Linked DNA regions of Homo sapiens: regions 1 and 3 are each linked to region 2. Evidence: chromatin contacts called from ENCODE Hi-C data. All regions are on one chromosome and are shown on one strand. The core of a region is the stretch at or near the end of the contact, and the rest is flanking DNA. Distances in the headings are between cores, read along the strand shown.

What was found. A loop is a pair of places that touch in the nucleus more often than their neighbours do. Pooled maps may share reads with other maps.
Region 1: a map of CD8-positive, alpha-beta T cell shows a loop between it and region 2 (18-fold over the local background). The contact joins the promoter of HELLS here to the promoter of EXOC6 in region 2. A Hi-C loop is called at or near these places in 2 of 168 maps with a recorded cell type or tissue (CD8-positive, alpha-beta T cell and naive thymus-derived CD4-positive, alpha-beta T cell) and 7 of 50 pooled maps.
Region 3: a loop to region 2 is called in a map of CD8-positive, alpha-beta T cell, with 7 times the contacts of the local background. The contact joins the promoter of TNKS2-DT here to the promoter of EXOC6 in region 2. A Hi-C loop is called at or near these places in 2 of 168 maps with a recorded cell type or tissue (CD8-positive, alpha-beta T cell and naive thymus-derived CD4-positive, alpha-beta T cell), 1 of 37 single-sample maps with no recorded cell type and 15 of 50 pooled maps.

Annotation. Positions count from the first base shown.
Region 1 is chr10:94,543,055-94,547,531 of GRCh38, reverse strand. It overlaps HELLS (helicase, lymphoid specific), which reads right to left and starts at 1,744. Exons shown (of 22, transcript NM_018063.5): 1 at 1,580-1,744; 2 at 1,034-1,155. The coding sequence starts at 1,610. RefSeq lists enhancers at 815-1,438, 1,439-2,063, 2,601-2,650, 2,064-2,688 and a silencer at 1,811-1,890.
Region 2 is chr10:92,846,176-92,850,352 of GRCh38, reverse strand. EXOC6 (exocyst complex component 6) reads right to left here and starts at 1,833. Exons shown (of 22, transcript NM_019053.6): 1 at 1,719-1,833. The coding sequence starts at 1,819. RefSeq lists silencers at 1,387-1,726, 1,867-2,016.
Region 3 is chr10:91,796,433-91,800,777 of GRCh38, reverse strand. TNKS2-DT (TNKS2 divergent transcript) reads left to right here and starts at 2,487. Exons shown (of 2, transcript NR_108071.1): 1 at 2,487-2,541. TNKS2 (tankyrase 2) reads right to left here and starts at 2,352. Exons shown (of 27, transcript NM_025235.4): 1 at 1,889-2,352. The coding sequence starts at 2,087. RefSeq lists a silencer at 1,984-2,393 and an enhancer at 2,474-2,643.

The DNA of each region.
Region 1 (4,477 bases), core at 495-2,994, 1.7 Mb before region 2:
AGAAGTATTAACAATGCTGACAAAAAAATTATTGTTGACATAACAGGGAACCAACGGCCTCATTACTCGTTTTTGGAATGCATTATTTTCCAACTTAAGTAGTTTTATAATCATGAGTTAATTCACTATTATTAAGGACAGAAATTCTGCAGGCAGCCTGAGTTGAAATTTGACTTCAACACTTACTATGTGCCCTTCTCCCTCAGTTTCTTCATTTGTAAATGAAAATAACAAAAAATAACCTATATCATAATATCGGTAGAGTTTAATAAATTAATAAAGCACAAGAAAACCACGTACTAGGCAGTACTTAAGAGTCAACGATCATTCTTTTTCTTGCATATGAATCAAGCAGCAGGGTGGGGCTTTAGAATAAACAAGAATTTTTCAGGTTAAAAACTGTTTTTAGTAACTTACAAAATGCTCTCTACAAGAAAACTACAGCAACTTGTCATTGAAAAAGTACGGCACATTTTTAGCTAAAGAATCTTATGTAGCAATACACAGGCCATGAAACCAAAAGAAAAACAAACAGCAAGTTGATCACTTAGGTGGAAAACAGCACTACAGTATAAGGAAATCATTAGACTTGGATTCCAGCCCAGCCTTTGATTGATGCTAACTTCTCCTGCCCTCAGTCTAGTACATTACTTCTGCAGGTTTTAGCGATTCCTGTTTGCCATGAGACATACATTTAAGGTAATTTTTAAAGGAAATAAGGATGACAAACGAAAAAACTCACTATGGACTTTGAAAGACTTTTCATGGCTAAACAAGCAATCTGAAATGCTCATTTAAAAGTGATGGGACTACCAAGACTACATCTCATAGAAACACACCATTCAAAGCACTTGCGAAAGGATTCTCAAAGGCAATATCTGTAAACATACAAAAAAGACAAGTAATAAAGCTGTTTTCTTTCAGTTATTAAAAAGCCCACTAAATAGGAAAGCAAAGAACACAAACCACACCTCCGGGTTAAAGCCGAGGTTACCACAGGCTTTCACGACGACGAACCTGATGCCTAAATTACCTTTTCCAGCATCTTCCGCTCTCTCTCTAGTCCAGCAGCTTCAAGCTGTTCTTCCTCTTCTAGCATGGCCGGGGTAATCACAGCAGTGTCCAGTTGTTCAACCATTGCTGGAGCCTCCGAGCCTGACGGGGGAGAAAGCTTTCAAATTGCAGTTTTAAAAAAATTACCAACTACTCAACTCCAACAAGAAACAGCCTTTCTCCCACCCGAGATGCACTGGAGCAAAAGCTGAAGACCGAGGGGACGCCAGCATCACCTCTCAGAAGACACCGTAAGTCTTCACAATGTCTACAAGTCGCCTGGACCACAGTTTACAACTCGGGATGCTCGGGAAAATGCAGTTGCCTATGTGAAATCTTCACCGGCATGCTAATACGTGCGATTCCGGGGTGTCCTCCACTCACCGTTGCAGTTTCCCAACCCTCCTTTCCTCCTCAGTCCCTGCCCGGGGTCGGCTCCCTCCCCGAAACTCCGCCGCAGCCTCCATGCTTGCCCACCTCAGCCCCGCAGGCTGCCACCCGCGCCCAAAAGGTTTTCCTCACTCACCGCCGCTGCCCGCGGGCCGTTCCGCTGGCATGCCTGGACACTCACCCGGGAACCGGGTCCCCTCCTCTCAGAGCCTGCAATGCCGCGAGCTAACTCCTCACAACCGCTGCCGGCCCAGCCTTCTAGCCAAATCCCCCGCCAGGGAAAAAAGCGCGCTTCTCCTTCGCGGGAAAATCCTGTCATCTCGCGATACCTTACATTCCCCACCCGCCCTCCCGCCCCGCTGCGCGAGATTTGGCGCAGCTTGCGGTTTTCGTCAGGACTGACCTGTGGCAACCGTAAACCTTTACCTGGACCTCTCTCAGGAGGAAACTGGGTCCCGCTGCCGAACTCAGCCTGTAACTATCCTGTGAGATTGGGCGAGGTGGCCGATCGTGGAGAACCCAGTTTCCTCACATATCTGGTTCCGAACTACGCAATTAAAGTTTGATAGTGCTGTTAATACTTTGCAAGGCGCCTTCCAACGCTGGCTGCTGTGATTGAGCACCCGCTAGCCCATGATCCTGTAGGTAGAGACGTCTGCGTATCTGCACGAGGATGTCAGAAACAGAAACATTTTTATAGGGCCAGCCTCGCCGCACCCGCAGCGCGCGGCTCACATCTTAAGTGAAAAATCCCCCAAAATGACAAAGAGGAGGGCTTTTTTGTGGGTGGGACGGGAGAGAGAAGGAACAGGAAATTAAGATTATGACTGGGTTAAAGAAAGCTGTTTAGGATAAGGGCAAGCTGAAAGAAGTGATGGACCAAGCGGAGTGGCCAGCAGAAGGAAGATTCAGGAAACCAAACAGGATTCATTCATTCGAGTGGGCAGTGAAGGAAGGAGCGGAGCTTTTCTTGTCCCTGGTTTTCACTTCAGCTTTCAATTCCTCCTTTTCTTGTTTGCATTCCTTTTCAACTATTTCCTTTGTCTCCCTCTCCAGGGCTCCCTTTCCCACCTCCAATTTCTTAAGATGTATGGCATTAAATATACCTACCATGTAACCACCCGTTTCCTTCATTTTGACTCCCACAACTTGTATGATTGTGTCTATACAAAATTTAAGAGTTTACAAGCCGGGTGCGGTGACTCACGCCTGTAATCCCAGCACTTTCGGAGCCCAAGGCGGGTGGATCACGAGGTCAGGAGTTCAAGACCAGCCTGGCCAAGATGGTGAAACCCTGTCTCTACTAAAAATACAAAACAGCCGGGCACGGTGGCAGGCGCCTGTAGTCCCAGCTACTCGGGAGGCTGAGGCAGGAGAATCGCCTGAACCTGGGCGGCAGAGGTTGCAGTGAGCAGAGATCGCGCCATTGCACTCCAGCCTGGGCAACAGGGAGAGACTCCGTCTCATAAAAAATAGAAACGAAACCTAGTCTCTATATTTTATTTTATTAAGATAGGGTCTCACTCTGTCGTCCAGGCAGGAGTGCAATGGCACGATCTCTGCTCACTGCAATCTCCACCTCCTGGGCTCAGTTGATCCTCCCACCTCAGCCTAGCAAGTAGCTGAGACTACAGGTGCGTGCCACCACGCCCGGACATTTTAGTGTCGGACATTAGCCCATTCCAGGCTAATTTTTGTTGGTTTGGGGTTTTTGTGTGTTTTTGTTTTTTGGTAGAGACGGTTTTTCGCCATGTTATCTAGACTGGTCTCGAACTCCTAGGTTCAAGGGATCCTCCCAACTCGGCCTCCGGAAGTGCTGAGAGTGCAGGCGTGACACATTGTGCCTGGCCCCTACAAACATTTCCAAAATTAGCCGGCTGTGGTGGCACATGCCTGTGGTCCTAGTACTTGGGAGGCTGAGGTGGGAGAATCACTTGATCCCAGGTGGTCAAGGCTGCAGTGAGCCGAGATTGTAACACTGCACTCCAGCCTGGGTGATAAAGCTACACTTTGTCTCAAAAAAAAAAAAAAAAAAAAAAAAAAAAAAAACCATGGGAATAAAGGGAAATCTTGAGTTGCTTCAAGGGAAATTCCAGGAACCTAGCTAGCCCTGACAAGTAAATAAGCAACTTGATAAGGAAGAAGGTAATGGTAGCCTAAAACAACAGCCCAGGAAGTTAGATTCAGGAGATGTTTGGTTCCTTTATAAAAACTAGAGATAATATCTTAACACATGTCTCTGAGTTGTTTTTTAGAAACCCCAAGCGCCACCAAACACATGTGCTGGCACTCTGCTGCCTCATTTGTTCTAAATTTATTCCTAGGGGCCTGGAGGAGGTCACACACACAAGCAGAGCTAGCATTCTTTTCTGCTGATCCCAAATTTTTATTTTTTAATTTTTAAAAATTGAGATGGAGTCTCATTATATTGCCTAGGCTGGTCTCAAACTCCTGGGCTCAAGCCATCCTCCCACTCAGCCTCCCAAGTCAAAGGGAAAGAAATTTTGGGATTACGGGCACACTCTACCACACCCAGCTCCCCAAATTTTTAGACAAAGCTTCACCTCCTGAACCAACTGCAAATCAGAAAACCTTTTAATCCATCTATGACCTACCTTTTAATCCACCTTTTGACCTACCTACCCTTTGAGATGGCGGTCGAAACAATACATAGACTCCATGTATTAATCAATGACTTTGCCTGTAATTTCTGCTTTCCTGAAATTTACCCCTGCCTTTAAAAATCCTTACCTGCAAGCCATCAGGGAGTTTGGGTCTTAAGCATGAGCTGCCCCAATTCCTACAGCTGCAAAAGCTCAGTGTGGAAGTCTTGTCTTCCTGAGCCAGGCAAGTGGACCACAGTTCAGTTCTATAACAGTACCTTACGTTAAATGGTTCAATTTGAAGCCCTCCAATCAGACCCTGCCAAGCCAACATTCCTAAATCTTTTCCCTTGCTCTCTGATCCCTTAAAATTTGCCCTAGACCTGGCCGGGCACGGTGGCTCACGCCTGTAATCCCAGTACTTTGGGAGG
Region 2 (4,177 bases), core at 584-3,083:
TCAAACAAAATGAGCCAGTTGAAACAACTGCCCAGCAAAAAAGAACAGAATAACACTATGAATACACATATTCTGTTCCTGAGTGTCCCAAAAATCTCTCAATATATTTCAAATTTTTCTTCTAAGTTAATTTCATCTTTTTTCAAGGACACTACCTAGCACATTTTCCTAAGATGAAGCACCTCCTTCATAACCAGTACTATTTTCACAAATAAACTACTCTAGTAACTTTATCACACACTGCACTCTCAGTTTCAAGATGCAGTGATGAAAACAAAGCTTCCTTTTAATCTTACTTCTTTCATTACCAAGTATACAGTTTATTAAAAGAAATAATAATGTTGGAAAATTAAGGAAATGCACTAATTATGCATTATCATATCATAGCAGAAACCTTATGTGACAAAAATTTATAACATGCCTACCACATGCTTGGTGTTAGGGATACAGTAGTGAACAAATAGGCAAGGTCCCTAATGTTCTGAGTTTCCTGGGCATCTGAATACTCTCCCCTCCCCATTCTACAAATAAGGAAACCGAGATCCAGAGAGGTTAAATAATTTTTTTCCATGACTGCACATTTCATCAGAGGCAGAATTAGGGCAAAACAAGAACCCAGGCCTCCTGACTCTTAAGGGCAAGGTGTATTTACATAACTTGAACTGGCTTCAATTTACACTATATTCACAGGTCCACAAACTGTACAGCGCTCTATTCTAGGAAGTGTATTCTGAAGAATACTAATGATAAAGCATAATCAGTCTCAAGTTCCCTAAGTGAATAATAACTTCATTTATCATTATTATCACTCCAAAAGATGAAACCTTATATGTAAAAGGAACTTATTCTTGAAGACAGTGCCTAACCTAACCCATGGCTCATTACGTTGCCTGGCTAATAATATTCTATTGGAACAGCAGGTACTCAGTTTGGCATGGAATATGCATTACCTAGTACTATTCTTAAAATGAATGGGGAGGAACTCGATTTAAACGGAAAAATTAATGCAATTTTAATGAAATGTTTGTAAATAAGTAAAAGCTGTTCTGCCTCCAAAGCAGCTTAGATCCCGCGAGCGCAGGGTCACCCTAGCGTGTTCCCAAGCAGCAAGCAGCTGCTCTCCTCCAGCCCACGCTCTCTTCTCCAGCCCACGCTCTCTTCTCGCCCACTGCGGCCGCGCGGGGGAGTAGGGGGAAAGCGGGCCGGCGTCTCCCGCTCAATTTCAATTCTCCCACGCCCGCGGCAGCCCGGCGCGCCAGGCTTTCCACCCGCGCGCGACCTGGCACCTCCGTCACGCCGGGTGCCTGCTGTCGACCCTAGCCTGGCATGCCCGCGGCCGAGCAGCCCTCAGCCCCACCACGAGCGAGACGGGGGCAGGCCCCAGAAGTGTCCTCGGGCCCGGGGGCCGCAGCCAGGAGGAGAACGCGGGGCCGCAGCGCGGGGCCCGGGGTTAGAGACCCTGCAGCAGCCACACCCACCGGCTGCGGGGTGACAGCTACAGCGGTGGAGGCAGGCCGCGCCGACAGGTGCAGCCGCCTTCTCGGTCCCGCCCGGGTACCGGCTAGAGTTCCGCCACCCGCGAGCGCCCCCGCCCGCCCCCGCGCGCACCACCTGTCGGGGAGCTTCGCGCGCGGCCGGCGGCGGACGCCCCGCCCGGCTCGTGAGGAGCGGCCGGCGTGGGGCGGGGGGCCGAAGTCCCGGTGGGATGAGATCTTTACCGGAGGGTGGGCCCCACACAGGCGGTGTCGGTGCTCTCGATCTCCTGCAAGATCCGCTCGTGCTCGGGGACGGTGCCCAGACTCTCGCTGTTCTCCGCCATTTTGGCTGGAAGCTGAGGAGCCAGCGAGGCGCGGCGCCGCGGGAACGACGGGGGCGAGCTCCAAGTGGCGCGAGCGCGAAGGGGCGGGGCGGGGGCGGGGCGCTCGGGCCGGCGGCGCGGGGGCGCGCGGAACGCCGGGCAGAAGGCGCGCGACCCGGTTCCCGCCCCCGCACCTGCAGGAGTGAGCGGGGGCTGTGAGCTGGGGCTACGGGCGGCGGCCGGGTACCCAGCTGGCCTCCTGCCCTCTCTCGCGACTAGTCCCTCCTGGGCGTCTTGTGCCTGGCCTTTGGGCTTTAACATATCTCCTTGTCTTCTGTGTGTGCCACACCCTGTGCCACACGCGGGGGTACCGTAGTAATCAGCAAGGTGGACACTCAGATCATCACCCTGAATCTGTAATAAGAGCCACGGGGACATTTAACAAGGGCCTGATGTACTCTGGGTCGTGGGGAGTCAGAGAAAGGAAAACATGCACTCACGAAAAGCAAAATTGCATGTGATAGTAAGATTTATTTTAGGAACGAATAAAGATCCCAGTTGACCATGAAGACCGCTCCAGGTGGATTCATGTCCCCGCCTGCAAGAAGTCCACAGCGGCCAGTCAACTTGGAAATAAATTATAAGCGACATAAAAAATTAAATGATGAGAAGTTAAGACACTTGATGGCAGAGATACCAAAAAAAAAAAAAAAAAAAAAGGCCCAGGGCGATGTGTAATTCATACCAAAGTCCGTGAACTCAGGTGCCCCCAGGTCAGAGTAGCTGGGTTGAGAAGGGGTGAGAGCTCTTGAAAGGGGGTTAGCAGCAGGGAGGTGGGAGAGAGAGGCAGGGAGGCTTGGACAAAGGTATCAGTGTAGAAAAAAGTCGTGCTTAATGACATGTTTGTGGGACACTGAGTAAACCAGTTTGTCATGATCAAAGCAGGGAGGAAGGAAGACTAAACAGGAACAGAATGGAAACCTAGCCTGAGGAACAACTACTTTCTGCTCTACATTAATCCAGGGCTTTGAAAAGCTTCCCTTTGAGTCAACCAAGCTCTTTATCCAGCTGTGTAACTCACTCACCCTTAGTGAGCTTTTACTTGAAACCTACCTCCAGCCTCCTCCCCACAAACATCCTGGGAGGTGGTATTGTGCAATAGTTAGAGCATGAGCTCTGAAGACCAGTGTCCGAAGACATTAATTCTTGGATTAATATCACTTGACAGCTGTGTGACATTGGGCAAGAACCTAGTTCTTTTATATGTCAGTTAAATGACTGTAAATGACAATGGCAGTGTCTGCCTCATATTGCTGTCCCATGGTGTATGAGTTTTCCATTGTTGCTTTAACAAATCACCACAAATTGAGTAGCTTAAAATGACTCAGACATATTATCTTACAGTTCTGTACGTTAGAAGTCTGTCACAGGTCTCACTGGGCTAAAAATCAAGGTGTCAGCATGTCTGTGTTCCTTGCTAGAGACTCTGCGGGAGAATTTGTTTCTTTGCCTTTTCCAGCTTCTAGAGGCCACCCACATACCTTGGCTTGTGGCCCCCTTCCTCCATCTTCAAAGCTAGCAGCATTACATCTCTCTGACCATTCTTCTGTGGTCACATCTTCCTCTGACTCTGACTTAGGCTGGAAAAGATGCTCAGTTTTTAAGGACCCATATGATTAGAGTGGACCCAACCATTTAATCCAGGATAATCTTCCATCTCAGGGTCCTTAACCTTAATCACATATGCAATACCCCCTTTGTCATGTAAAAATAACATATGCACAGGTTCCAGGGATTAGAATGTGAGCATCAGTGGGACCCACTGCCTACCAAACTTAGGAAGGGCCCTATAAAACATTGCTAATGCCCTCCTTCCTATTAATCTGGAATCTTCAGAGCAATGGATTCCAGCTATACACATCCATTGAGCTAAGACAGTCTTCCATTTCCTGCAGAGAGACCTAGCTTTTCATTCTTTTTGTGGGAGGGGATAAAATTTGTCTTCTTTTTTTTATGTTTCAGTTTCAATTTTCAAAAGGTTATTTTCCCCTCTCAAGAACTTCTTAGGTCGAGCACAGTGGCTCACACCTATAATCCCAGAGCTTTGGGAGGCTGAGGCAGGAGGATTGCTTGAGCCCAGGAGTTCGAGGCTGCGGTGAACTATGATAATGAGCAAAATGAGGAGAGCAGGGCATGTGGCACAGGCCAGTTTCCTATTTGACCAATGTCTCCAGCTGGGGAATTACTTTCCTGATCATTCCTTCCCTAGAACTCTACCCCTTTTCTTCACCAGTCCTGATACCTTTTATTCCAAAGCTGGCTCCAAGTGCCCCTGCTCTGGGAAACCAGCCCTGCTTAGGCACTCCTCAGGCCAGCCCT
Region 3 (4,345 bases), core at 1,238-3,737, 1.1 Mb after region 2:
AAAAAGTTTCTTATATGATTGAAGTGCAGGACTTCAAAAGCTCTGGTTGAATGAAGAACCCCCACTTCATAATTTTTATTACTCCCTTTTTATACCTTTAACTCTTAATCTGATAACCTATACCTGATAATTTGGGTAAGTTGTGAGGGGTGGGTTGGTTTCCAAAATATTAAGTCTTCCAAACTTGAACAAAATGAAACCTATGTAAAAAATATGCTTTGAAACGTTGGGACAGAACTGAAGGTGGGAAGGCAGAGAAGGAACAAGGTCACTGAGGATCTAATAACATAATCTTACACCTCTAAATATTACTATTTTCAGATATGAACTCACTAATACACCAAATTCTTGAAAGGTAGCAACTAAGATCTTTCTTGGTTATTTTTATCCCACAGATCAAGTGAACAGAATCTAAGTAACCCTACCCTTTGGCTTATGTATCAGTTGATCGTGACAGTTTGCCAAATGAGTTGTTTAAATGTTGACTACATGGTCAAACAGGACAACCTAAATTAGCTGAAGAACGGCAGCACTTACCACCGAAATTTCGGGCAAAAAGGCTAACTAGGTGTGTTTGACTTAAGTATTCTTCCTTCTCTTTCCATTGCCCACAAACCGTTTCTAGTTCTCCCACCTAGGTTCCCTAAACTTTCTTCTTTTTAAAAGACTCCCCAATGGAAATCCAACAAAGGTGCAATTGATCAAAAAAGCATACCTCCTGGTAGTATTTACATTTAAAATCTGGAACAGGTTAAAGCGAACAAATCTCCAATTGGTAGAAAGTGTAAAAGTAATATCTGTGAAAGAGGAAATATTTCTCACTGCTCCTTTTCTCTTCATCAATCTAGCCCCAAAAGAACAGGAGTACTTTAAAAGGTATTCCCCGATTTTTCAAAAAATTGTTTTAAACAATCATGAAATACACAAAACAAAAAACCAGGATTGTCAGAGGTAAGAGGAGGTACTCCCATTTTCAATCACGCATGACTCACCTGAAGTTAGAAACAGTCATCATCTTTCCTACAAGTGAACAGCATGCATGCTTTATGGGAATAAGCTGAATATCCCATCTATGGCTCTTTTAAATTTTTCGACTAAATTTAATATGCTTAAATCATAAAGTGAACCTAATAAATATTAAAATAATGTAATTCAAACGATCTAAATTTCAGAATGAAGCAAGGTTAGTCCCAACTTAAATTCTAGATTCAAGCTAAAGTACTTGCACTATCTTTTCTCTTATACTACCACTTTCCGCCCAACTTGTATGTGTGTGTGTCTAAGGCTTCCCGCACCCAGCCTAAGTCAGGTTTCAGTTCTCCCAAACTTGCCTATTTCCCGTTCTAGTCACTCCAGAAACTTGGTAATGATTGGCTATTCTGATAAACCAATTAACGCTAATGTGTCAACGTCCTATTAAGCTACTCCTCCTAAATTACATCCTTGTATTTTACAAAGTCCTTCAAGACCTTAACCCAAATGGAACTTGCAAGAACGAAAAATTTTGGAGGTAACTGACCTTTTAAATCATAAGGTCTATCAACTACGTCCCCTACTCTTTCTTGTGTGTAGAGGCCTTCTAGGGTAACAAGACCGGAAGTTGGTACAGGTATTGTTGATACTGTAAAACAAAACAAAGCCAAAACCCCAAACCACCCCCAACACCTGGCAAAAAAACCAAACCAAGACAAAACAAAAAACTTCCAGCGAGTGTGGCACGCTCACCCTACCCCTAATCTCCTTAGTCCCCACTGGAAGAGAGCGAGATCACCAGGACCAGAGTCCTGGAGAAAGGTCGGGAGGCGGAGGAGCACTGGTTTCAGACCTGTGGGCCCCGGCTGCGCAGGTGGGGTCTGGAGCGAGGCGAGGGGACGCTGGCCCCGGTTACCTGCGGCGAAGTGCAGCGGGGTGGATTTCCTGCCCGCCGTGTCGCGGCTGTTCACCTTCTCAGGCGTCACCAGCCTCTTGACTCGTTCCACGTCCCCGTTGCGGCACGCCTCGAACAGCTCTCGGGCGGCCGGCTCCACGGCCTCGGCCGCGGCGCTCGCGCAGGCCGCTCCCCCGCCGGCGCAGCGGCGACCCGACATGATCCTGGCCGCCGCCACAGCCAGCAACAGCGCCAGCAACCGGAGCAGGAGCCCCGGCCCCGCGAGCAGGAGGGCGAGGCCCCCCGGAGAAGACGCGCTCAGGGCCCGGGCCGCTTGGCTCCCTGCTGTCACCGGATCCGGCGCAGTCCCATGGCCGCGCCCACGCGCGCCCCTCGCTGGGCTCCCTGCCCCCCGGCTGCCCCGCGGCGGCGGAGGCAGCGCGAATCCGCCGTCCGGGTCCTGAAACGACGCGGCGGCGGAAGCTGGCAAGGCCCCTCCTGCCAGCTCCGTCCAGCCCCGGGAGCGCACGTGACGTCGTCCCGCGCGTGCGCAGTGGCCGGGCACCGGCTGGGCAGGTTTCGGCTAGCGAGGCGGCGCGAAGGGTTTGTGGGAAATGTGAGGCGAGAGGCTTCGGCGGCGGGAGAAGGGGCTTCGTCCCACCGCCATCTTTGCGGTGGGTTCTGCTGAAGCCGAACGATCCTGCATATTGTGTTTTTTGTTGTTGTTGTTTTAAGCCCTGGGCTTTCCAGGCTGAACTTTCTCACTACCATTACACTGAAAAAGAGCCCTTGAAAGTTTTGCTCGGATCTTGCACATTCTTTTGGAAGTCTTACTGTGGAAATTGTCCGTGTTTTCAGCTTCCACATCCCTTTCTCCTGGGAGATTTCTTTTCCGTTTTTTTTACTTTGTCTCTTTTCTTTCCTCCGCAACTGCTTTGTTGTTGTTGTTGTTGTTTCTTGTAAACCACTTCTCAAAAGTGAACTAGTTGCCGTTTAATAGAAGTTTGGATGAACTGCCCCCAAAATAAAGGAAATCCGAACAGTCATGGAAGTTGACTCCAATTGGAGGGATGGCTCTGATCAATTACTCTTTCCACAGTAAGTTATTAGCTCAGGATTGATTAGAGGAACTTTTTGTAAATCAATATTGTACCTGACATGCCTAAAGTTTGGATACACTGAGCATACGCATCTCCAAGAAAGTTTTCTGAGTTATAATCTTTTTCTTTGACCAACAAACAAAAGAAAAGCATATAATTGATTTTCATGCTTAAGATACTGGTGTAGTTTTACACGATAATTCCCCACTACACCCCCTTGTCTTAAACTGAAAGAAAGGTATGCCTATACATACATTTTACTTACAGAAGATGATACATGTTGACCTTTGCCATTCTGAAAAGCATCCCCCCCCCAACCTCCTACCTTAACCTGTTTTTCAGGAAATCCAGTTTTTGTTGGGGAATGTTGACTCACTACAGTGCTAAAAGAGGATGTACACTTTTTTGAGCATTTTTATACATATGAAATTGAAGTTATGGTGCTTATCAATAACATGAACATGCATGAACGAACCTAGGACTAGAACACTACCAATATGATTGCGTTTATCATTTTTCTTCCCATAAATCTGCTATGGTGATCTATGATCAGTGATAAGTTGAAATCACTGTTGTAATTGTTTTGAGGCACCACAAACCACACCCATAGAAGACAGCAATCAATCAATAAATGTGTATGTTCTGACTGCCCCACTGACAGGCTACTCTGCCATCTCTCTCCCTCTCCTGGGGCCTATCTGTTCCCTTAAACACAATAATATTGAAATTAGGCCAATTAAGAACTCTGCAATGGTTTTCTAGGTGTTCAAGTGAAAGGAAAAGTTGCGTATCTCTCACTTTAAATCAAAAGCTAGAAATGATTCATCTTAGTGCAGAAGGCATGTTGAAAGCTGAGATAGGCCCCCTTGCACCAAACAGCCAAGTTGTGAATGCAAATGAGAAGTTTTTGAAGGAAATTAAAAGTGCTACTCCAGTGAACACATGAATGATAAGAAAGTGAAACAGACTTACTGCTGATACGAAGAACGTTTGAGTGGTCTGGATAGAAGGTCAAACCAGCCACAAGATTTCCTTAAGCCAAAGCTGAATCCAGAGCAAAGCCCTAACTGCCTTCAATTTTGTGAAGGCTGAGAGACCTGAGGAAGTTGCAGAAGACAAGTTAAAAGCTAGCAGAGGTTGGTTCATGAAGTTTAAGGAAAGAAGCTGTCTTCATAATATAGAAGTGTAAGGTGAAGCAGCAAATACTGATGTAGGAGCTGCAGCAAGTTAACTAGAACAGGGGTCCCCAACCCCCGGCCCTTGGACCGGTACTGGTCCCTAGCCTGTAAGGAACAAGGACGCACAGCGTGAGGTGAGCAGAGAAGGTGCAGGGCGGGGGATGGAGGCAGGGTGGGGATGGGCGGGGAGTGAGCATTAC